Linked DNA regions of Mus musculus: regions 1, 2, 3 and 4 are each linked to region 5. A link is a loop called in an ENCODE intact Hi-C map of the cell type or tissue named here. Cell type or tissue: heart. All regions are shown on one strand.

The links. A loop is a pair of places that touch in the nucleus more often than their neighbours do. Peaks named below come from ENCODE experiments on the same cell type or tissue, not always from the same donor. Only the 100,000 strongest peaks of a DNase experiment are listed, where the experiment ranks them.
Region 1: a loop joins it to region 5, with 3 times the contacts of the local background. A loop is called at or near these places in 8 of 42 quality-filtered maps.
Region 2: it touches region 5 in a loop (8-fold over the local background); 35 of 42 quality-filtered maps call a loop at or near these places.
Region 3: it touches region 5 in a loop (2.7-fold over the local background); 11 of 42 quality-filtered maps call a loop at or near these places.
Region 4: it touches region 5 in a loop (17-fold over the local background); 8 of 42 quality-filtered maps call a loop at or near these places.

What each region holds. Positions count from the first base shown.
Region 1 is chr7:98,287,887-98,292,886 of GRCm38, forward strand. All of the region lies in intron 1 of Acer3 (alkaline ceramidase 3), which reads right to left. Among named protein-coding and RNA genes, the nearest start is that of Acer3, 19 kb to the right of the region's middle. In heart, a CTCF peak has its summit at 1,879 (motif pointing right); no DNase peak of the experiment used is centred here.
Region 2 is chr7:98,345,891-98,350,890 of GRCm38, forward strand. It overlaps Tsku (tsukushi, small leucine rich proteoglycan), which reads right to left. Exons shown (of 2, transcript NM_001024619.3): 2 at 4,778-5,000. Among named protein-coding and RNA genes, the nearest start is that of Tsku, 13 kb to the right of the region's middle. In heart, CTCF peaks have their summits at 2,366 (motif pointing left) and 3,398 (motif pointing right); DNase peaks (open chromatin) are centred at 2,336 and 3,401; H3K27ac peaks cover 291 bases.
Region 3 is chr7:98,153,634-98,158,633 of GRCm38, forward strand. All of the region lies in intron 2 of Capn5 (calpain 5), which reads right to left. Among named protein-coding and RNA genes, the nearest start is that of Omp, 11 kb to the left of the region's middle. In heart, a CTCF peak has its summit at 2,067 (motif pointing right); DNase peaks (open chromatin) are centred at 2,078 and 2,468; H3K4me3 peaks cover 537 bases; H3K27ac peaks cover 2,209 bases.
Region 4 is chr7:98,268,570-98,273,569 of GRCm38, forward strand. All of the region lies in intron 1 of Acer3 (alkaline ceramidase 3), which reads right to left. Among named protein-coding and RNA genes, the nearest start is that of Acer3, 38 kb to the right of the region's middle. In heart, no CTCF peak of the experiment used is centred here; no DNase peak of the experiment used is centred here.
Region 5 is chr7:98,428,921-98,433,920 of GRCm38, forward strand. Gm39053 (a long non-coding RNA gene) reads left to right here and starts at 4,540. Exons shown (of 3, transcript XR_869806.2): 1 at 4,540-5,000. In heart, a CTCF peak has its summit at 2,093 (motif pointing left); no DNase peak of the experiment used is centred here.

The DNA of each region.
Region 1 (5,000 bases), 140 kb before region 5:
AAGAGTACTAGGTAAAAATATAGGATTATGAATTTACTTAACTAAGTCCTTAAAAGGTATTTAATTTAAATCTGATTCCTAAGTACTAGAGAAAAAAAAACTGAAAAATATACACGTAAGTTTTGTTTTGTTTTTTTAATTCTCAAATCTCTCAAATAAACTAAACTACTTCTATCAGAATTTCTGGACCAACTTTCACTGGAACAAGACATTTTTCCCCCTAAGGTATGCATTTATTGCCCAAGTGTCAGCTTAAGGTCTGGGACAACTGCTTGACAGAAAACCACAGACAACAGAATGGATCGGCCAAGTTGAGTGAGACATGGCACCAAACAGAGGTTTTTCTGTGATCCAAGTAGAGCAACAGTATCAAACACACATAATAAGTTACGATCTAAATACTGAATTTCACATTTTGCTTGAAATAAATAGAATTTAAAAAAAACAGATTAAAACAAAAGAAACAGAAACAATCTTTTATATTTTTGGAATCACAACAGTAACTGACTTATATGACATCATTAGATATAAAATGCCATCTGTAGGTTGGGTGTTATTATCCTTATTTTACTTACCAGAGAACTTGATCCCCATAGAAAGTATATAAATTGCTCTGTGTAGTATAGCTGTTAGAATGAAATATGTGGACTTAACCTCATGTCAAAGACAAATTATGTTCTTCCTATCCCACCGGATGAAAAACAAAGGAAATGAAATACAGAAGATTCAAAATAACAAGTGTTACTCTGTACTAATAATTGTTAAGGGCAAGCAAACTATATGTATATATAAACCTGAACTTACCTATACTTCTAAAATGTATTTACTTATATGCCTTATAATTTTAAAAAATTATACTGTTAAAGAATTCGTCACTGCTATAAAGAATCATTTGTTGAAGCTGGAGAAATGGTACAGAGGTTAAGAGTACTTGTTGCTCTTGAAGAAGACTCAGATTTGGTTCCCAACACCTACATGGTGGTTTACAACAATTTGTAACTCCAATTGCAGAGGATCTGATGCCTTCTTTGACCTCCATGGGCATCAAGCACACAGTGTACACAGACATACATGCAGGCAAAACACTCACACACAAAACAAAATTAATCTATTTTTTAAAAAGCAAACAAATCATTCCCCCTTTTGCTTTATATCCTTTTTTACATTTTTAAAGTTTACACCTCAGTATATAAGTGGGAGAAAAAATATATAATACTGCTGAGCAACATACATAAACTAAACAAAAGAATCAACCAAACAGGGGCAGGAGTGATGGCTCAGCTGTTAAGAACACAGGCTGCTCTTCCAGAAGACCTAATTTTGATTCCCAGCACCCACAGTGGGTAGCTCAACACTGCCTGTAACTCCAGCTCCAGAGGATCCAACACTTCCTGGTCTTCACCAGCACCAGCAGTCATGTGGTATACATTCAAACTCTCACACACACACACATAAAAAATATATTTGGAAAAGGGGGTATCAACAAAAAGGTAAGTGAAGAATTAATAAAAGATGAAAAAATTAAAATATAAGTGAGCATTTTATAATGCTTAAAGAAATAAAAGGTAAAACAAAAAACAAGCACAAAAGAAAAAGATTATTACCAACACTGAGACAAACTTGGAATTATTTAATTCTCTAGAAGTGAAAACTTTTTTAATCTTATCACCAAAAAAGATCTCCATCAGATGGTTTCAGTGTTTTGTTTTTTACTTATTTATTTATTTATTTATTTACATTTCAAATGTTATCTCCCTTCCCTGTTCCCCCTCCAATGAGCCCCCCACCCCTCTACCCTTGGCCTCTAAGAGGGTGCTTCCTTATAATAAAATCTTAATTATTTTTATGTATGTGAATGCTCTGCTGCATGTACACGTGCACGCCAAAAGAGGGCATCAGATCCCTTTATAGATGGTCATGAGCCACCATGTGGTTGCTGGGAATTGAACTCAGGAAGAGCCGCCAGTGCTCTTAACCACTCAGCCATCTCTCCAAACCCAAAAAGATTTTTCAAAACCTAAAATAATTTTAAATTTAGAAAAAAAGTCAAAATAAGTCTGAATTAATCAAGTAGAGGAGAGGGAGTGGCAGGATAAAGCAGGAGATACCAATAGAAAGAACCATTTAAACAAGTACACAAAACAATGAAGCTATGCTCTGTTTAAGAAAGTAACAGCAAAGAACCCAGATGCCCCTCAACAGAGGAATGGATACAGAAAATGTGGTACATTTACACAATGGAGTACTACTCAGCTATTAAAAGGAATGAATTTATGAAATTCCTAGGCAAGTGGATGGACCTGGAGGGCATCATCCTGAGTGAGGTAACACAATCACAAAGGAACTCACACAATATGTACTCACTGATAAGTGGATATTAGCCCAAAAACTTAGGATACCCAAGATATAAGATACAATTTGTTAAACGCATCAAACTCAAGAAGAACGAAGACCAAAGTGTGGACACTGTGCCCCTTCTTAGAATTGGGAACAAAACACCCATGGAAAGAGTTACAGAGATAAAGTTTAGAGCTGTGAAGAAAGGATGGACCATCTAAAGACTGCCATATCCAGGGATCCATCCCATAATCAGCGTCCAAACGCTGACACCATTGCATACACTAGCAAGATTTTGCTGAAAGGACCCAGATATAGCTGTCTCTTGTGAGACTATGCCGGGGCCTAGCAAACACAGAAGTGGATGCTCACAGTCAGCTATTGGATGGATCACAGGGCCCCCAATGGAGGAGCTAGAGAAAGAACCCAAGGAGCTAAAGGGATCTGCAACCCTATAGGTGGAACAACAATATGAACTAACCAGTACCCCGGAGCTCTTGACTCTAGCTGCATATGTATCAAAAGATGGCCTAGGCGGCCATCACTGGAAAGAGAGGCCCATTGGACTTGCAAACTTTATATGCCCCAGTACATGGGAACGCCAGGGCCAAAAAGTGGGAGTGGGTGGGTAGGGGAGTGGGGGGGGAAAGTATTGGGGACTTTTGGAAATGTAAATGAGGAAAATACCTAATAAAAAAATTAATAAAAAAAAGAAAGAAAAAGAAAGTGACAGCAGCATCACATAGAGTACAAGTGTTTACAGAACTGAGATCACATTAGAAGGAAGCAAAGGCAGATTATAAAGTGTTCCTATGTCATACCTCTCAACACTATACTCCTATTAGGCCAATACTGCTTAATGGTTATTTTTTTAAGCTCAGGAATAATTTCATTAAGGTTTAAAGGAAAAGCCCTCAGAGTAGGCAACCTGTAAACCTCAGAAGCTGTCTGGAGGAAAAGATTGAAGGTGAGAAGGAAAATAAAGCCATGCAGTTTAAGTTGGCATGAAGGTCAAACACATGACAGAAAGGATAGCTTTATAGAGTAAGGAAGCCCAAATTGGTGGGGAAGCTCAGAGCATGTTTGGAAAAAAGACAGAAAGAAGAAAAGAAAAAAAACTATGCTTTTCTGAATAATTTAGAAAAATCAGCAGACTTACAAAGCTATATGGCTGAAATCCAGTAAACTACTACCTAAATGGCTTTCTTATCTCAAATATCTATTCACTTATTTACATTCAATAAAACTGCTAGTTTTAAAATATATAAATTCTTGGTTAAGAGAAAATAGCTATCAGCAATATTTGAAAGACAGCCCAAAAATCCTTGCACTACAAATATGCAAACATGTTGGAAATTTTCAATAAATATATTCTTTGTTTTGTTTTTGTTCCCAAGACAAGGTATTGCTATATAGACCTGGTTAAAGTAGTCTATATAGCCCTGGCTAATGACTTATGTAGACCAGGCTGTTTTCAAACTCACAGAGGCCAGTCTGCCTGCTCCTGCCTCCCCAATGCTGGAATTAAAGGTATGTGCTATCACTGGGCTTAATGAATATATTCTTAAACAATATTAAAACTCAAGATACTTCTGAGGAATGTGACACCAAAGGAAATTAAAAACCAATATGGTAACCAGGTTAAAATTGCCCCAAGAGAGCAAGGGGAAGGGCATGATTTGCCTGTTTGGGTACCACAGAAGGGTGAGATGCAATGTTCATAGTAGAATAAGACTGAGGCCTTGGATCGTTTCAGGAATTAGCACTAGGTCTGGGATTATCTGATATCCTTAAGGAACTACCTATTCACATCTATATGAAATTTAAAAAGAAAAGAGAGGGAGAGAGGGAGAGAGAGGGGTAGAGAGGGAGAGAGGGAGGGAGGGAGGGAGGGAGGGAGGGAGGGAGGGAGGGTGAATGCCCATAACACATGTGTGGAGGCCAGAGGACAACTGGAGTCAGATCTCTCTTCCCACATTTATGTAGGTCTAGGAGATTGAACTGAGGTAGCCGGGCTTGTGCAGGAAGACTTGTACCTGAGCCATTTTACAAGTCCCTTAAAAGATTGTCTTTGTTCATTTGTTTTGTATCGGTTTGTTGTTGTTGTTGTTTTGTTTTGTTTTGTTTTGTTTTGTAACTTATTAGTGTAAACTTTTTGGATGACACATCTAATACTAGCAAAGGGCTGAACATGCCTGTGAGAGCAACCCCTAAAGCAATAGTAAAGAGAGATAACAGAGCAGCTACTAGACCAGCTAAAATGCCAGATAAACACATAGCTAAATTAATTCAAAAGACAACAGGAAAATAATGAGAAAAGGCAAAGGACAAATGCAGAAGACAGTAAAAAAGATAATAACCAAATCCTACTAACATTACCTATAAACAGACAATGTATGCCAATGAAAAGACGGATTTAAACCAGGTATGGGGGCTCATGCTTATAATCCCAGTATACAGAAGGCTGAGACAAGAGCATCCTGAGTTCAAAGCCATCCTGGACTATAAAGAAAGATGTTTATATCATAAACCAAAAATTAAAATAAGAAGAAATTGTTAAACTAACAAAAAATGAACATAAAGAGTAAACTGTAAATCCTATAGAAGTGCTTTACATGTATAAATTTACAGATAGATTAAAAATTAAAAGGAAGGAGAGAAGA
Region 2 (5,000 bases), 83 kb before region 5:
TGCAAAGTGTCCTCTGGTGTGTGTGCATCCATATAAGCATATATTAAAAATGTAAACTTTGAAAAAAAGATGAAACAAAATAAAAATCGCATTGTCCTAATCGAAGTCATAGGTTCAGCTGGGATTCAAAGTGGGTGTGAAGGCCAGGCTGTGAAGACCAGGACACTAGTCTGATGAGGACATCTCATTGACAGTCAAGAGGCAGTACAGGGAGGGATGTGGTCCTGTCTTTCTGCCACCTTCCTTGTGTGCTTTGCCATCTTGCCTCCTCTGTTCCAGTCTGCACCTTAGAAAGCATTCCTAGGTGACAGCCCTTGGCAGTGTGGCAGGTGCCTCTTTGGCCCCATGAAACAGTGCATGTCCTCCCTGTAGGCTCACCCAGACATCCTGAGCCCTTGCCCATCACAGAGGAGCCTCAGACAGCTGTCCTCACTTAAGTCAAAGAGCAATGGTGGTTTTCAGGCACAAGGTAAAGGTGTTCAGAAAGGAAAGGGACAGGAGTTCCCACTTCTCTCAAGTCTAATGGGTCAGCTCCAGCCCCAAGCCATACTCAGGGAAGTCCCTAAGTATGGTACTGCTCCTCATGGTATCTCCCCTGGGAGCTGGCAGTCCCAAGAAAAAATGAGAAGAAGGAAGAGGAGGAGGAGGAGGAGGAGGAGGAGGAGGAGGAGGAGGAGGAGGAGGAGGAGGAGGAGGAAGAGGAGGAGGAGGAGGAAGAAAAGGAAAAGGAGAAGGAGGGGGAGAAAGAGGATGGAGAGTAAAAAAATGGAGGCTTATGAATTTTGCCAAGGTGGAGGGTGGTTCAAAATAAAAGATATTTCATGGATGTATCATTTAACTGTACTGTAAGCATCATGCTAAATGTTTAGCAACACCGACTTCCCTGGGAGGGGCCTCCATAGCTATTTTTTCTTTAAACATACAAGTCTATGGCTAAAAGAGACGGTGGGTGACTTCCCCAGGAATCAGCAGTGCCAGGCGTTGAGGCCAGATGAACTCCTTCTGGAAACCCGGGGACTGTTATTGAGGTGCACCGAGTCAAGTCATTGGTCACCGTCTTTGATTCATTAGGGAATTCAGCTTTTTTTCCCTCAAAGTGGGACTTTCCACCCTTCATTTAGCACGAGAGTCGAGCCCTTATGTATCACCTGGCTTATTTATTGCTTCTAACAATCAATTAATTAGAAAATCGTTCTTAGCTTGATCTTTCAAGCCTCTGACCAATATCTCTTCTTCTGTGTTTTCCCGTATCAATGTACACGATTATCATATGTGTAGTAGATACACACACACACACACACATACACACACAAACACACACACACACACACACACACACACACACACACACACACGTATATACACCAAGAAACATGACCTACTCTGATCTTCCCAGTTTGAAACATTTTGCCTAAGGAGTGTGTGACTTAAAATGGCAAATGGTGTCAGTAATTAAAGAATAAACACAGGAGGAAATCCCCTCCACGCTCGGTAAACACAATAATCCCCCAAATACAGTCTGTGGTACTTAAATAAACAAAAGGTAAGATAAGAAAAAGAGAAAAACCAACAGGGGCGTGTGGCTTAGCTGAATGGCCATGCTCCTGTAGCTGGAAGGTACGTTGAGGATGGATATTAAATGCTGAGCTCAGAGCACAGTATTGATTGTTACCTGGGACACTGACTGGGCAGCAGTGTACGGTAGACATGGCCGGCACTGGGCACCTTCCCTTTGTGGATACTGGCCATGATTCATTACTGATAGGATAAACATTTGCTCTCTAGTGAATGTTAGCTAAGAAGGAATGTTGACCTTCCAGGGCCGGGGCCACGTTAGCCTCTGGTGACCTCTACTGTCATAGACATCACCTTTGGAAGGAGCTAGGTATGTGTGGACTTCACATGTAGTGACAAAGCTGCCTTTCACATTCCTGGTGGGCTTGTTCAAAAAAATAAATGAATAAGTGGCTTGTGAGTTGGCCTGATGGCACTTGGATGGGAGTTTCTGCCTCTCTGCTACTCTTTCTGAGTGCCCTTGGTCCTGTTGGTATGGAAGATACAGGGACTGGAATGTGGCTACACAGAGAATGGAATTCCTGTTCCCGAAGATTCCAATGGGCTCTCTGAAGCAGACTGTTCTGTGTCCTCACCACACTAGGCACGCCTTCGCTTTCTCTACTATTGAGATGACCAGAGCCCATAACAGTGGCTTCATGGACAGTGGCACCTTAGAAGGACCCTATGCTTGCTTTCCGGCTCCTCTTGCCATTTTGAAATTTTAAACACTTCTGAACAGCAGACTCGAGTTCTTGTACACCGTGTCCCAAATTGTCTAGCTAGGTCTGAAGCACAGAGTGCTGCCACCTGCTGGGGGACCTGGGTCTGCACCTCAAAGTGTGAGCTTGAGTCTCACACATGTGAAAAGGGGCCAAGAAGAAAAACATCTGCAGCTTTGACCTTGAAGAAAAACATCCGTAGCTTTGACCTCGGCTTTTTCTGCTAGAGGGTCTACACAACATAGTCTGATAGGATCTACTCAGAGTTGTACAATCTCCCCGATTTGCAACAGAAAAACAACTTCAATCTGATGGCTTTTTGGTGTCTCTGAGCACTCTTCTAGCAGTAACAGCCAAGGAGAGGATGATGGTATCGGTAGATAAAGTGAGGCTGTTTTCCTCATTTATAAGGTGTGGTGGTTTGAATATGCTTGGTCCAGGGCGTGACACTATTAGGAGGCGTTGCCTTGTTGGAGGTGTCACTGTTGGGGTGGGCAATGAGTCCTTCCTCCTAACCAACCATGCAAGAGCCAGTCATCTCCTAGAAGCCTTCAGACATAGAACTCTCGGCTCCTCCTGTGCCATTCTTGCCTGGATGCTGCCATGCTCCCACTTGATGGTAATGGACTGAGCCTCTGAACCTGTAAGCCAGCACCAGTTAAATGTTGTTTTTATGAGAGTTGCCTTGTGTCTGTTCACAGCAGTAAATCCCTAAGACATATGGTGAAAAACTTCTGGACGCAACTGCAAGGAAGAGAGGAAGGGTACTTCTGGGGCACCTTATTTTGTGACTGCCAAAGTTCTGGTTCTGCACAAATGTGACTTCATGCCCTCCTCTTGTGGACAGAGGTATCTTCACCCTCACTTTTCAGGGTCAGGGAAGTCACACAATCGGTTTGTGGTTTGTTTGTTTGTTTGTTTTGTTTTTTTATGTGTGTGTATGTGAATCCAAAACGGAATCTTTGCACGAAGTTGGAGACTGTTTATTCTAAGGCATTCTGGAAGTGACAGGACCTCTGGGGGGCTGGGGGGAGACCCTCTTGAGTGTATCTGGGTGGCTAGAAGCTGAGAATGGTACTTAAAGCCTTCCTCCACCAGTCCATCCAATCTGGGGTGTGGCCACCAGGTGGTGCTGTGGGCCAGATGCCTCTCGAGAGCACTACCAGTGAGGGAGGTCTAAGGTGGCAAGAGGCTAGGATGGCAGTGTTTGGACATCTCATGTCACAGGATGAGGCTGCAATCTGATGTCTGTGCCCTCGCCTTCACTCCAGGAGCTCAAGCCTTGCCTCCCCTTTTGTTTTTACCTTTGTTACCGTTTTTGAGATAGGGTCTAATTTAGCAGCACAAGTTCACCTCCAACCTTGCAGCCCCAGAGCCTGAATGTAAACCATCGTCCTCCTGGCTCTGCCTCGGGAATCCTGCATCGCTGGTGACCACCACCAACCCCTGCCCCTGTGGCAGCCGGAATGCTGAGATCTCTCTTTCTCTCCTCCCCCTTTTGGCTTTGTACCTGTTTTTAAGATTCCTATGTGTGCACAGAACTTCGTAGAGAGATCTTGTCTCAAAACAAAACAGAATTTCTTCCACCAGCAGGGCTTCGGGAGGGCCCAGGCCTATTGTGTAATAGTACATTATTTCCCCGCTCCTACATCTGAAGCCTATCCTGCCTGGTATCCAGGGCTGCCTATCCCCCCATGAGTGACTGGGACCCTCCCACCTCAGCTCTTTCTGCACTGATCAGGTACCCTGGACTCAAGAGTTTCTAGTAGATACATTTCCCATGGTGACCTTACTGGCAAGGAAACACAGATCCCTGGATGGATGCCCATTGTTGGAATGTTCTGGACTCCATGCCATCCACCTTTCACCCATGACCTTTCCTGAGTGCCACCTCCTTGTTCTGGTCTGCCTCTCATGAGCGATGCGAGGCTCCCGCTAGGCTATCACTGGCTCCAAGCTAGGGATCCTGTTGTGTCCCCCATGGCAGCGAACCCAGCTCAGCACAGAGCCTGGCTCGAGTATAGCAACAGATTGTTGTTGGTGTTGATGACGGTGTTGGATACCTCCTTAGACTGGTCAGTCAGAACCAAACTGTTGACAAGCCAACTTGGTCCCCAAAAAACTGGAAGTAAGCTGTCACCGAAGTGTTCAAACAGAAGTGACCGTTAGAGCAAGGCACACTAGGAACTGGTTGTCCTAGGTGAGAAAGAGCTGAGGGGCTCAAGTAGGACAAGGACAGAGCCCCACAGCTACAGCCTGAGCTGAGGCAGGGGCATGCAAGGCCCCAGCAAGCTCACTGCTAAAGCTGGACAGATGGTGGGTGGAGGTGGGGTGGCATGGATGTGGGTGAGGGAACTGGATGGAGTATAGAAAGAGGGTTGGTCCACCCAAGTGGCTGCCTCTCATACATTGTCATACACCCCCAATAAGCTGCCCAAGGTAGGGTCTAATGTATCTTTGTGGTCCCAACCCCAGTCCAGTGATTTGTCAGCAAATGCTAGTTCAGTGGTGGAAAGAACTCTTACATGTGTTTATTAAACCAAGAACCAGTCGCAGGGTGGGCTGGGCTGGGCTAGCATGAGAAGGCATAGCTTTCACTGACTTTCGAGCATCTCTGGGACCAGCCTCAATGCCCACATGGTCACTGACAGCCAGCTTCTTTCTAAGACCTCCTGGCCCACACCCAGAACAGAGTCTTACAAAAGTGAACAAATAACATTTATC
Region 3 (5,000 bases), 280 kb before region 5:
TCCCAGGGTAATAAGCCTCTATGTGATAAGAAATTAAAAAGTTAAAATAGTTTAACCCTTAAATTGATTTTTAATTCTTTTTTTTTTTCGAGACAGGGTTTCTCTGTGTAGCCCTGGCTGTCCTGGAACTCACTCTGTAGACCAGGCTGGCCTCGAACTCAGAAATCCGCCTGCCTTTGCCTCCCGAGTGCTGGGTTTAAAGGCGTGTGCCACCACCGCCCGGCTAATTTTTAATTCTTAATTTTGTTTAATATTTTATTTTAAATTAAGCATTGAAAGTTTTAAATTAAATGATATTAAATTAATGAACTCAGCATCATTCCTTAGCACACCCATGCTATACGGTGAGGGATGGTATCCTTGTTGTATGGGACCCACCACATGGGAACCCCGGGGTCCTCCAAAACAGCTGATGGACTGGCTAAAGACTAATACCGCAGTCACTGAAAGAAGCACACATGGGACGGGTTGTTAAGAAGCTGCGGTGACAGCTGTGTGACCCTGGCTGAGAGTGACAGGACAAGCAGCTGTGGCTGAGTTGTCTGCCCAGAGGAAACCAGCCTGCCTAAAGGACAAAAATGAGCCAAAGTCAAATTTGTGTTTGGAAACTCCTGGAAGGCTTCAAGCCTGAACAACTGCTCAGCAAAGGGGTGAATGTTAGGGAGATGCAGGTGAGCCCAGGGCACCCACTTCTGTAGGGGAAGGGGGTGACTTGGCATGGGAATTCCCTGCAGTAAGGGCTGGGCGGAGCAACCTGAGGCCCCACAATGAGCTGTGGATTCTTTGCTTTCCCGCTGATATACGGAATTTTTGAGTTTTAACAGATGGTGGAGTCACATATACCTTGATTCATAGCAACCTCGGAATATATGGGGGTGGGTGGGAGTAACGAGTGAGTCAGGAAACGGAACCCTGAAGTTGAAAAATATTGATATTAACCTTGTTCTGAGTAGGTTGTAATTAACACCCACTCCAGATTTGGCTTATACATTTCTCTCCTGTAAGAGGGTAGGGGTGGGTGTACTGCGGGGACTCACCCTGCACTGAGATCCGACTTGTAAAGGCAGCCATGTGTGGCTGGGAAAAATGAAGAGACTACTGAGGTGGGAAATCTCAACTCTATCACTTTGTCTAAAGCCCTTTCAGTAGCCAGGTTATGAGGAGCTAAATAAATAAATAAAAAGTCAGATGGCTCATGGAAAATGAGTCTGGGTGACAGAGATCCAAAATAAGGTGGAGTCTTTAATTAACTTAGCATCATTCCTGTGTGGACATGTCTGATGTGCATGTGTGCGGGAGCACATGCGTGCCCTGGTCCTTCCACCTTCACATGGGCCTCAGGGATCAAACTCAGAGGTGGCCCCCATCCTTGCTCTTTAAAAGGAACAACCAGACAAGCAGTGGAATCCCGTCACATTGTATGGCCCAGGAGGTGTTTGTTTGTTCGTTCGTTTGTTTGTTTGTTTGTTTGTTTTACTCTTGATTTTTAATATTCTCTTAACTGATGTTTGTTTGTTTGTTTGTTTTACTCTGATTTTTAATATTCTCTTAACTGATGAGCCCCAGATCAATTTGCGTTTTCCTGAACCGGATGCGGCAGACCTTCAGAGAACCTGCCAACCTCTGTAAAAAGATGTCATTATATTACACTTTCCTTTATGTCTCAGAGATTTGGACACACGTCTGAACACCTCTGTGCTCCTGCATTTGCAGGGTGGAGGATGGGAAACCAGCCCCTCGTGGTGCAAGGACCAGGTACAGCTGCGAAGCACCACACTGGGAGCCCCTCTCTCCTCCCACCCTGAGACCCTCTCCACCACTACAAAGCAGTTTACTTCCTAGTGGCAAAGGCCTGAGTGGTCCTGTGAGCAGCCCATAAACTCACTGGTTCCCCTAGGGTGGCCTAAGGCAGGGCCCTTTCCTTGATCTGTCAGTCCCCCCTCTCTCTCACCCCCCAGGAAAAGCCACACCCCAATGTCTCCAGCACATAATGGGAGCTAGAAGCCCGTTTGGGAGTCACTACGTTTGTTTCTGGGCTCTGCTGTCACACGCAGGCAGCCAGCAGAGGGCAGGAGATCCTAGAAGGCAGAACTCAATTCCTGCCTGCATGCCCTTGCTGAAGATGTGCAAAAACAGGCCATTGCTCATCCTCTCTGTACCAAGTCCTTAAATGCTGGTCCTACAGGGCTATGTGTGGCCTCCACAGAAGGAGGTGCGGGACTCTGCAGGGGGAAAAAAGTGGGATGCTGTAATCTCGATATGGTGTTTGGGACACATCTGCCCAGAAAACAAAAAACCAGAATGACAGGGCCAGGATGAGCAATTCCCCCAAGGACAGTAGCTGAGAAGACTTCTAGCTGGGGAGCCAGGGCAAGCTGCATGGTGGATCCTCCAAGGCACTGGTCTGTGTCCTGCTATCTTTGATCAGAAGAAACCCAGTCAGGGAGCCTGCTTCTTGTCCCCATGGCCACTCTCAGGAAGCTCAGGCCGGAAGCTGAGCTCCAGCAGCCCTGCTTCCTCCTAATCTTATCTTCCAGCCAACTGCACCCGCTTGGCTTTTCAGCCTGAGAGAGGGGTGTCTCTGCAGTGCCTCACTCCCCCACCCTTCCCCCCCCCCCCCCCCCGCAAAAGAAGGAAGGATGGGGGAGGGGCTTCACAGCCAGGGCACCCGCTGTCTCTAGGGCTACAGAGGGAGATGACATCAAGGCACTTGTCTACCTCAGGACCTCCCAATCAGTGTCCCGTGACTGACAGGACCCCTGCTCCAGATGAGGCAGAGATGCCCAAGGTCAGGCACAACTGAATGAGCAGACAGGGCAGAGGAGGTTGGCTGGGCTCCCAGCCTGGGCTCTCCCTGCCACTACACAGCTGTACCAGCCTGGCTCTGGGTCCCAGAACACCCTTCTGCCATGCCCACCCCGGCCTTGGAAAGAAGTCTGGGAGAGATGGGATTCCAGAATCCAGCTTCTATGCCACACTGAGCACTCTGCTTGCATCTGAAGCCTCACAGGGTGGTCAGCTCTAACCTAGGACACATCCCGACTTTGATGGCACCTGGGATTTGTCCGCTACCTTGAGTTACCTCTGAGAAAACATCACAAAAACAGCTCTAAGAACTGATCCCTGCGGGGGCAGGAGGACCCTGCCTGAGGACAGGGTTCTACTGGTAGCTCTGTCACAGACAAGGACAACAAGGGACAGAGGAACAAGGCCACTTGTGCAGGGCCACAGAGCAGGATGAACCAAGATTCAAATGTGGCGGTCTGCTCTACGGCCTCTGTCTAGGTGTGCTGGGTCCTAGGAATGATGAAATATCACCCTTCCTTGCGTGTCCACAGGACCAAGGAGGGCAAGATGTCTAAGCCCTGTCCACCGCTCTAAGCCAAGGATTCTCAGGACCAGAGTTTACCTTTCCTGAATCACTGGCTGACCACAGTGAGCTAGGGACAGGCCCCACTACAGGCAGGCTGCTGGAAAGAGCAGGCAAGGCCTGAGCCTCCAGGAGAATGGAGTTGTGACAGCATGAGACCCATGAGACCAGAGAGGCTGTCAGGAAGGTGGCATCTTCAGAGCTGAAGTGGGGAAGGCAGTGGGCAGGAGCTTGGGACAAGGACCCTCAAGTGCCCTGAAGATGAAATCAGGCTCTAGCCACAGCCAGAAGGAAAACTGCCCTCCCCGCCACACACCCATACACACATACAGTTATACACACATCCTACACACACACATACACACACCCTACACATATATGCACACCCCTATACACATATAATGCCCTATACACTTATATATACACCACACACACCCTACACTTATATACACACACACATACACACACCCTACACTTATACACACACACACATACACACACCCTACACTTATATACACACACACATACACACACCCTACACTTATATACACACACACACACACACATACACACACCCTACACTTATACACACACACACACACATACACACACCCTACACTTATATACACACACACATACACTTATATACAAATACACACATGCACACGAGCACACACACCCTGCCTTGATGCCAGGCTACCCAAGCACCTTCCAGCCCTGCCCACATCGGCTTTCTAATGGCGGCTCTGAAACATTCTTTATTCCAGGAAATCCCTCTGGCTACAGAAGAAAGTCCCTAGAGATAAGGCAGCTCCCAGGAAAGAGCTCCTAGTCTCACCAGTCAGACAACTGACTCATCTGCATATTCAGGTCTCCTGCCAGACAACTCATCTGCATATTCAGATGTCCTGGCTTTTGTTTCTTCTTACTATGAAGTGTAACTCTGCAGGGCGAGCAAGGCCAAATCTGTAAATGAATCTATTTCTTTTGGTCAGCTCCTTCTTCCTGGTTCTGATTGTTTGGTAAATATAAGCTGGACCTGAGACACTGGGCACCTACTCTGCCTGTAGGTCCTAGTGATGGTTTGTGTATGCTTGGCACAGGGAGTGGCACTATTAGAAGGTGTGGCCCTGTGGGAGTAGGTGTGTCACCGTGGGTGTGGGCTTCAAGACCCTCCTCCTAGCTGCCTGGAAGCCAGTCTTCCACTAGCAGCCTTCAGATGAAGATGTAGAACTCTCAGCTCCTTCTGCTGCCATGGATGATAATGGACTGCACCCCTGAACCTGTAAGTCAGCCCCAATTAAACATTGTCCTTATAAGAGTTGCCTTGTCATGGCGTCTGTTCACAGCAGTAAAGCCCCAACTAAGACAGTCCTCTACCTGCCAGTGAGCTCCCTGGGGAGGGAGGTATTTGGCACAGGGAAGCAAGTTGGAGACAGAAGCTACCAATAGAACATGGAGGAATGACAAAGTGCCCTAGACCAGACTGTACAGGGCCTGCTGTGAGCCCTGCACTGAAACACACACACACACACACACACACACACACACACACACACACACACACACACACACGGCTGGGGTACCGCTGCTCCTCTGACCAACACATCTCCAGGTCACTGGCTTCTTC
Region 4 (5,000 bases), 160 kb before region 5:
GGTGAGCTTAGACTGTAAGGAAGAGCAAAGCTTCAGCAGACTCAGGAGAGATAGATGACAGTAAAAGTAGAGATGAAAGAGATTAGAGAGGTCTGAGATGAGAGAGATACTACGAATGAGAAATAATTTAGAGTAGAACCAGTAAGTAAGAGGCAGAGAAGGCGTATTGAGAGAGAGAGAGAGAGAGAGAGAGAAGCAAGAGGCGAGAAGCAGAAGAAAGAGAAAACAGGAGGGATCGTAGACAAGAAAGAAATTTGACTAGAAACTTGGCCACAGTGGTAGGAGAGAAAGAAAAGACAGGATCTAGATAGGAAACCTGCCCAACAGAAGACCGAGCCTCAGCTAAAAAGGCTCAGCTGTGTCAGACTCAAGTTATCTATTTGAGATACACCCTTCGAGGTGAAAAACAGTGGCTAAAAGAAGCCAGAAAAAGACTGTAACTACACCAAGGCAAGTAAGAGAATTCTTGAGTACCGCTGGCTTCTACAGACTCTAGATACCTGGGTTGGTGACCTTAGCTGCCCTGTTGTATCCCCTAACCAAGGAAGGGAAGATGTTTGTGTGGACCCCAGATCACCAGAAAGCCTTTAAAGAAATTAAAAAGGCCCTACTGACAGCCAGCCTTGGCCTTTGCCTGACCCAACCAAGCCCTTCATTCTTTATGTGGAAGAGAGAGCAAGAGTCGCCAGAGGAGTCCTTGCTCAGACTTTGGGACTTTAAAAAAGGCCAGTGGCTTACCTATCCAAGAAGTTAGACCCTGTTGCTAGCGGGTGGTTTTCTTGCTTGAAAGCTATTGCTGCCATAGCTCTGCTTGGCAAGATGTTAATAAGCTCACTCTGGGACAGCAAACAACTGTAGTGGCACCCCACACTCTTGAAAGCATTACCCGAAAGCACCCTGACTGATGGATGACGAGTTACCCTACTGTCCAAGACTTCACCTACTCATCACTGTGCTGACATTCTGGCAGAAGAAACTGGTACTCGAAATGATCTGAAGGATCAGATCAGCCTTGGCCTAAGAGTTCGAGCTGGTACAAGGATGGCAGTAGCCTCGCGGTTGAAGACACCTTTTCAAGGTGGGTAGAAGCTTTTCCAACCAGGACTGAGACAGCCAATGTGATAGCCAAGAAGATCCTAGAAGAAATCTTCCCGAGGTTTGGGATACCCAAGGTAATCAGGTCCAATAATGGACTTGCCTTTGTTGCCCAGGTAAATCAGGGACTGGCCAAGATATTAGAGATTAATTAGAAGTTACATTGTGCATACAGGCTCCAAAGCTCAAGACAGGTAGAAAAGATAAATAGAATTCTAAAAGAGACTGGTGCAGACTTGGTGCTCCTTCCCCATGCCCTATTTAGAACTAGAAATACTCCCTTTTGATTCAGCCTTACTCTTTAAGATCCTTTATGGGGCTCCCATGCCCATAACTGTCTTAAATGATGTGTTTAAACCTACATGTTGTTGTAATAATAATCTGTATGTTAAGTTAAAAGGCTTGCAGGTGGTGCAGAAAAAAGTCTGGTCACAATTGGCTACAGCGAATGAGCTGGGTACCCCAGAAGACATCTCACCAGTTCCAGCCAGAGATCTGATCTCTGTACACCTACATCATGCCCAGACCCTCAAGCCTCACTAGAAGGGTCCCTGCCTAGTTCTGTTTACTATCCCTTCTTATTTTGTTGATTTCTATTCTCCACATAGAGATATAGACTTCTAAAATTCTAAGATTAGAATTACTTAGTAGAAGAAGAGGGGAATGAAAGGAAGTAAAACTTGAGACCTGTGATTCATGTAATGTATGTCAAATAGCCCAAAGAGTTGTTTGTGAGCTTTGAAACCTGGGGCTGAGAACATAGCAGAACAGGCTAGGACATGCCCAGGCAGGCCCGTCGTTAAGACATTCCTGAGGCTGCTTAGCCATAAAGATAAAGACTGGCCCGGCGCCTCCCTATCTCCCGCCCTTCTGACCTAAGTTAAATGTTAACAGGCTGCTAATGTTTAAATGGACCAATCATGTGAAACCGCGCCAATTCCTCCCCAGCCCCACCCCTTTTCTATAAAAACCCCTAGCTTCCAAGCCTTAGGGTTGAATCCACTGTCTCCTGCGTGAGATATGTTTCGACCCGGAGCTCCGCCATTAAACTACCTCGTGTTTTTACATCAAAAAAAAAAAAAAAAAAAAAATCTTGTTGTTTATGAAATGCTTAAAATTCATCATGACATCTTTCACATGGCATGAATGAAGATTTATTACAACTGATTATTGATCAAACTTTCACCTGCTCAAAGAGCAAAATTTTATCCTTAACTGACCTGTACACCTTGTACAATCCATATAAATATCTTTATAGAACTAAAAATTTGGTTGTAAGATTCATATATTGCCTGGAGAGTTTGAAAGAGGGCATCAGATCCTCTAGACCCGGAGTTACAGATGATTGTGAGCCAACATGTGGGTTCTATGAACTGAAGCTATGTCCTGTGCAAGAGCAGCAAGTCTTCTTAACCACTGAACCATTTCTCCAGTCACATAGAAAAAACTTAAATGAAAATGGCCAGTTCTGGCTGGCGAGATGGCTCAGTGGGTAAGAGCACTGACTGCTCTTCCGAAGGTCCTGAGTTCAAATCCCAGCAACCACATGGTAGCTCACAACCATCTGTAATGATATCTGACGCCTTCTTCTGGTGTGTATTTACATATAATAAACAAATCTTTAAAAAAGAAAAAGAAAAAAAGAAAATGGCCAGTTCAACAAATATTTCAAATTGCCAATTCGAAAATATGCAACCAAGTGGTTTTTCTGAATTTAACATATAGGTTGTCCATTAAGAACACACACACACAACTGCAAGATGATGCCCACCCATGTGTTTTTAGAAAGCCCTTAAACAAAGAAAATAAAAAGCCAAGGACCAAAGTAACCAACATTCAGTGTCTTGTTACTTCATGTGTCCTGCAACAACAAATGTTGGCATATTGTTCTGAAGAAGAAAAAAGCACTAAGAAATATGATGAGGCTGCAGAATGATGTGGTGAACATATATAAATGCTGGCAAAATACATGCATAAAAAAGTAAAATTTTTAGAAAGTATTTTCCAAATGTTATGGCTATTCACAAAGCAGACTAGTAAAGAATGGGAAACTACAAAAGAGCTCTTATTTGATTGAACAAAACCACTAGATGAGACCTTGAGAGGACAGACAAAAACAGTGACTTGGAGGGGTGTTATTTCAGCTATGTGCATAGTTGAGAATACCAGAGAATCTTAAAACAGCAGAGGAATTCACCTCAGTATTTCCATCATAGAAGGGTAAAGATGAAGACCACTCATGAAAATGAAACTGGGAAGGTAGATTTCTTCCAATGAAGACAGATTCTCTGGATTAAATGGATGCACCAAGTGTACCACAGAGTGACTGTATTCCAAAACTCTATTCTACAATGTCTTTTGAAATGTCTAAAGAAGAAGCATGGCGCTACAAGATTTTAGGACTGTGAGTAAAAAAAAAAAAAAAAAAAAAAAAAAAAAAAGCACACCTTGGGAAATTTTAACATACCAAAAAACAGAGCAAATATCATAGAAGCTATCTATGGTATGGGAAACAGAACATTTATGAAAAAGAACAAAACCAACAATTTCATCTCTTTGTATTTTATATTCTTAATAAAAACTAGAGTACTTGACAACACCAGATAAATGTTTTCTGGATTCTGGGAAGAAATAGTTTTTAACTCTAAATTCTGTTATTAGCTCAAATACAGACTTTGTACATAACATACAAATCTACACTTTGCCCTTGAGGACACAAGAGACAAATCTTTGCTTTTGCTTCAATTTACTCTTAAACAAAACATTTTATAGCCATAATCTTACATTCCAATTTTCCTACCCCTTCCCACCCCTTAACAATTCATCTGTTATATTTTGATACAGAATTGAAGTTATATTTTCTTACATTGATACAGAATTTACATATTGATACAGATTTAAGATTTTCATTGGTATAAATCTTTACAGTGATACAAAGTTCAAAATTAATTTTGTTACTCTTAGATATGAATTGTGCTTGTGCAACTCATTTACGAATACAAGGCTTAGAGCCAGTCCTTCTAATAGATGCTATTACAAACTGTTTAGGATGATTAAGGAATGCAAGTTAAAGGTCAGATAGTAAACTCATTGTAATATTAGATTCTGATTAAATTACAATAAAGTGTTTTAAAATTATTAAAATAGTAAATAACTAAGAGTAGTCAAGATTTAACAGTTCAGATATACTATATATACACTTAGTCTTCAAAAGCATCAGAGATCCACAGAATATGACACTTAAAATCATTTCATTATTAATATATCTTTTGACTAGGAGATGTGTATGCTCCTGACAGTACCCCCTTCCCACTTCAAAGAAAACATGAGAATCATTACCTCCAACTGGAGTTGCTTCAATTGTGGCAAACTAGCCACTGGGTAAGAAATAGCCTAATTTCATTCTGCAGACAATTAGACAATTACTGTGCAAAAAGAGACAAACAGATTCGGGATACTCCACTGCTTAGCTCAACCAAGACAGGGTAAGCTAGTCCTTCATAATCCCTGCTTCACTTAGGGTCTGTCAGATGGTTCTTCTGGGCCAAAAGGCTGAAGACAGATGTTCTACTGTTATAAGAAATTAGAAGCTGTCAGCAGTCAGCTGTCTCTACAAATTGTGTAAGTTTTGGAAGCTATGTCTTTGTGTTTCCTATATATTCAGGTAATATTTAATTCCTTCTCAGCTCTCTGATGGGGTTGAAGACTAGTTATGATCTTATAATTGAAATTAAGTTGTTTAGCACTGAATAAGAAGATCTAGATTTGAAAGAATGGTTTTCAGTTGATAAGGCAAGTTAAAATCAAACCTAATTGAGGTACAGAATTGTAAACTCTTAAGGTTAGGATATACAATAGAATACTTTATCTAAACTGCCAAATATAATGAACTAGATGTTATAAGT
Region 5 (5,000 bases):
GGTTACGGTAGGAGCTTGGGGGTTAGACACATCACATCCCCTCCGGAAGAAGGTCCAGGCCTGCCTCTCTAGGGATGGCAGCTGGTGGTTTATCAGCGCAGAGGCCCTGCTTCCTCCCTGGGTCACCATCCAGAGCCAGGGAAGCCCTGCAAACACAGCATCAATACTATGTACTCTGCAACTTCTGAAAATACCATGTTAGGTTGGCTCTACTGGGTTACTGGGGGGGGGCATAGACAGCTGTTTAGGCTACAAATGCTTGCACCCCATGTCCCAGGGCACTGCCAGGGCTCCTTTTGGTCATACACTATGGCTCATGGCTTCTGTATCTCCTACTTATATGTATTTGCTGTCACCTTTATGCAGGAAGAAAGTTCTCCTGCAGCCTGCCCACCATTGATTGCTTCTGTTATTTAGCAGTGGATGGTGATGAACTAGCAGATGGCTTGTTCACCTGCATGTCAATGGAGGGGCAGGAATCACCAGATTGGGGATCCCCTTCTCAAGCCAGTTGCTCTCACTCCTGCCGTGCCTCAGCCTCCTCCACCAGATTACAGCAGTTGCCCTGTCTACTGACATCAAAACAGCTTGCAGAGCCGGAGGTTGGAGCCATTGGATCTCCCATGTGCATAGAGGCTGCATTGCAACAAACAAGACTAGTGGATAGGATGCGCTGGAGAGCTTCATGAGGGATGAATGCAAAGGAAAGGCCCTGTGAGCCCAAGCCTGGGAGTTTTGTCACTCACTGACAGAAGATGCTGACCCTCCTGTGTAGAGGATGTTGGCTTGCTTTGAGTGAACCACACTGAGGCTGTAGAGATACAGAAGTGGTCTCATGATGCAGCGCCAACAGGATTGGCCTTAGACCAGGACGCATGTGGTTCTGGCCACTGCCTTCCCCATTGAGGGTCTTTCTCCATCTTCAGACCTGCTCCCAAGAAACCAGGGGACCAGTTCTGCATGACATCTTGTAACTGTTTTGGGTTCTGGGCAGGACACTCATTCAACTCAGAACAGACAATTCTCTCTCCCTTCCTCCTTTCCCCCACCTCTCTCTTTATGTCTCTCTGTCTCTGTCTCTGTCTCTGTCTGTCTGTCTGTCTGTCTCTCTGTGTGAGTGTGTGTGTGTGTGTGTGTGTGTGTACACTGGGGATTGAGTCCAGGGCCTTGAATATGCTTAGCAAGTGCTTTACCACTGAGCTATACCCCTAGCCTTCAGTGTGGGTCTCACTATATAGTTCTAGGTGACCCCATCCCGCCCCCATCCCATCCCCAAATCCTGGGATTATAGGTGTGTGCCACTGTTCTCAGGGTTTTTTTAATTTGCCTTTTAAAGCTGTGTAGGGCCTGGCTTTGATTTCTGCAGAGTGTCACCTGTGGACATGGAGTCCACAGGTTCATCCCTTGGCCTGAGATAAATCCTGGCATGGAGCAGGAGTGACTGACAAACCCCAAAGGGAGAAGAAGTCAGTGCTCTTGCTCCCCTGAGGATGGCAGGGTTACACTCACACCCAGAGGTGCAAGCCAAGCCCCTGCTTTTGCACACTGCTGACTTACATCTGGTGCTCACCATGGGGTGTGAAGTGTGCACCTGACATTCTCCCAGGTGGCAGGATGAGTCCTCTCAACACATCCTGTGTCTGCAAGGATCTTCCCCAGCCTCAGAGCAGCTCCTCCCCACTGCCTCCATCCCCTGAGGGACCCCCTTTACTTTAACCAGATCCCCCAGTCTTCTCAGATACTGGACAACTTGCCTCCCACCTCATGCTTGCTGGGTGGTCTAGGGTAACTCTCTGGGCTCCAAATGCTTCAATCTGAGACACATTCCATTCAGTTCTTAAACAAGTACTGAAGGCAATTATGTTACGATTTTCCCCTGAGATTCCATGGCGAGTGTCAGGTGCCCCTGAGTTTCTGTGCTTTCTGTCTCTGTCCTGTATCCATGGACTCTAGCCTGGCTCTCTGCACCTTGAGTCTCTCACCTTCTAGAGCTGCTAACACACTGCTGCCAGGAAGGCCAGACTCACTACAGATGTACCCACTGGAATGCTAGTGGAGCCAGTGAGTGCAGTCTGGGCGCCCTCTGCTGGAAGAAGCAATGACCATGACTACACTTCTAAAGCATTTACCTGGCAACATCATTTCTCTATTAACTCATTCATCTATCTATCCAGGTACCAATCATCCATCTATCAAGTATAAATCCTTTGATCTACTCATCCACATACTCACCCATCCATACACTTACCATCTATCTACCCATCTAATCTATGGTCATCATCCATCTACCCACAATTCCTTTATCTACTCATCCAGCTACCATCCATTCATCCACCCACTCATCTATCCACCCATCTCATCATATAGTCATCCACCCACCCATCTATTCATCTGGTTATCATCCATGCATGCATGCATCTATCCATCCATTCATCGACCTACTATTCATCAAGTCCATGATCTATCCCTACACCTACTCCTACAAGTTACAATCTCTCCTTCCTTCTATCCCTCCCTTCCTCCCTCTCAGTATCACTTATGTCCAAAAGAAACAATTCCCTTCCACTAGGCTCTTCATTGCAGCATCCCCAGCCCTTCATCTGGACCAGTTCCTGCACAGGCCTCAATGCCACAGTGAAGGAGAAATAGAGGCCCTAATATGTGTGCTTTTCCCCCATTTGAAGAGCACTTTCCCATCCACCAGTAGCTGTCAAAAGCCTTAGTCAGGATCCCCATCTAAATGATGGGGAAACTGAAGCATGGTACCACCTAACATTAGGAGTAGTCTTTGAAGACAATGAGATGTCACTAATCTTGTCACCCTGGGCAAGTGTCTCAGGGTCTCTGAGCCTTAGCTCTTCAGTGGCAAAGTTAACCATCTGATGACTGCTTGCTGTGTGTAGCATGTGCCACATCTGTGGGCAGGGCACCAGAGGACCCTGATTGTCTTCAGTTTGCACTGTGACATTATACTGAATCTTTTGTGATACAAGAACACCACACAATGCCACACAAGTGTCACCTATGTACCACCACTGCTGTCACTTCCGTAAGAGCACAGAAGGGAATGGCCGGCATAGTTTAAGACATTTACCAAGGTTTAGTATGTTTATGTGTGTGTGTGTGTGTCTGGTTTGGTATTCTGCCTTGCACAGGCACAGAGTCAACTGAGCCCAGGAGGATGAAATGGGAGCCAAAAACCAATCCTTCCAAACTTGGGTTGTTTCTTCACACATTTGGTCAGAGCAATGAAAAGGTAATGGATACAATTTTCCCCGCCCAGCCATTTCCAAATGACAGACTCATGGACAAAATAGCCTAGGGTTGGGTTAAGCCTTTCCACTTTGGGTATCTTCCCCTCGTTATGGAACAAATTACATAATGTAATGCAACACTCTGCTTGTCCCCTTCAGAATTCGGAGAGATACTGTAGAGCATACAGCATATGCCATGAAAGTTACCTTCTGTGGGTCTCAGTTTTCTCATCTGCAAAATGGGATGACAGTTGTAACACTTGGAACATGTAGCCACACCACTCACACAAGCTTGATTTCTATTTTCTCAGCTCAGATGTTGCAATCTGGTATAGCTTTTCACCAGAGGTCATTGCATCTCCCCAGGAAGCCAGCTGTCTGTGGGACTCCTGAAAACACCCTCTCCACAGGCTGACCCCATCTTCTAAATTCTTTAGTTATTAATGAATGTATTTAGAGTGTGTCTATGTCAGAGGAAAACTGGGAGTTGATATTCTCTCTTCTCCATGTGTGTGGAATTGGACCTGGGTGGCCAGGCTTAGCATCAAGTCTTATTTGCTGAGCCATCTCGTCAGCCCTACTACCCCAATCTTGAGCAAAAAACCCATCAACAAGGCCTCTTGAAGTTGCCCCAGTTTAACCATACAGTTTCTGTGGCGATCCTAGGAAATGACCGGCCCAAGAAGACAATGATGTTGAGTTGTTGGAAGTAGAGCTAAAATCCTGTGGCAAAGCATTTGCCTAAGCAGATGGCCTGGATCCCATTCCTGGAGTCATGAAATAACTAAACAACCAGTCAAATCGTGAAGTATACAAATAGTCTCCTGTTCTGTGCAATCCTGGAATAGTCTTTTCACTGAGGGAGACAGGGAACAAGCAACCTGTCCTAGGTGGTAGTGTGGGACAATACATAGACTTAGGTGTCACAGGGCTCTGGCACTAAGCCCCTGTGACAATGATAATGAATGTAAAGATGGTGGAGGGACCTGGGTCATTACAGCCCAAGAGGATACACTTAAAGTTGTGTGTTCTTTAACAGGGGTGCAGTCTGAAGAGCATATTGCAACTTGGGTTGTTGTGTGACCATCAGGGTCTATGCACACAAACCTAGATGGCATAATGATACATGCTTAGACCACACCATGCACACTCACTTATGCAGTCTGCCATTGACTGCTATGTGATGCGTATCTGTAGGTAGGAAATAAAGGGTGTAAATTATGATCACACAATTGAAGGCATGTGACCGATGGATGGCATCCATGACACTTAAATGGAGTCCCTCAGGCCCTGTGGGGACAGGTGAGGTGTAATGGAGGCCTGAACTCAGGGTGTGATGATAACATTGCAGTTGTTCCCTCTTCTACCCTAAAGGAGGGGCAAGGATGGGATCCCAAGACACACTTCAGGCGGGGGAAGGCATTTAGAAGACCAGAGATGGGTCCAAGAATTCTTAAACTCCAAGTTGCCCTGAAGTAGTCCTTTGCTAGCAAGGCCTTTCTGAGCACTCCCGTGGCTCCTCCCAGAGCAGGCTCACACCAACTCACTGCTTTCAGACCACAAGCAAGAGTCCACCCCAGCAGAGCCTGAAGAACCCCTGGGAAGCAGTTTTATGGACAATGAGGGTCAAGTGAAATGCTCTCGGTGCCCAGCTTCACATGCAGTGAAAGTCCACGCCAATCCTCAGAAGTTTAGATCAAGAGTAAAACGCTAAGGTTAGACTGGGCCTAATTCACTGATGTGGGA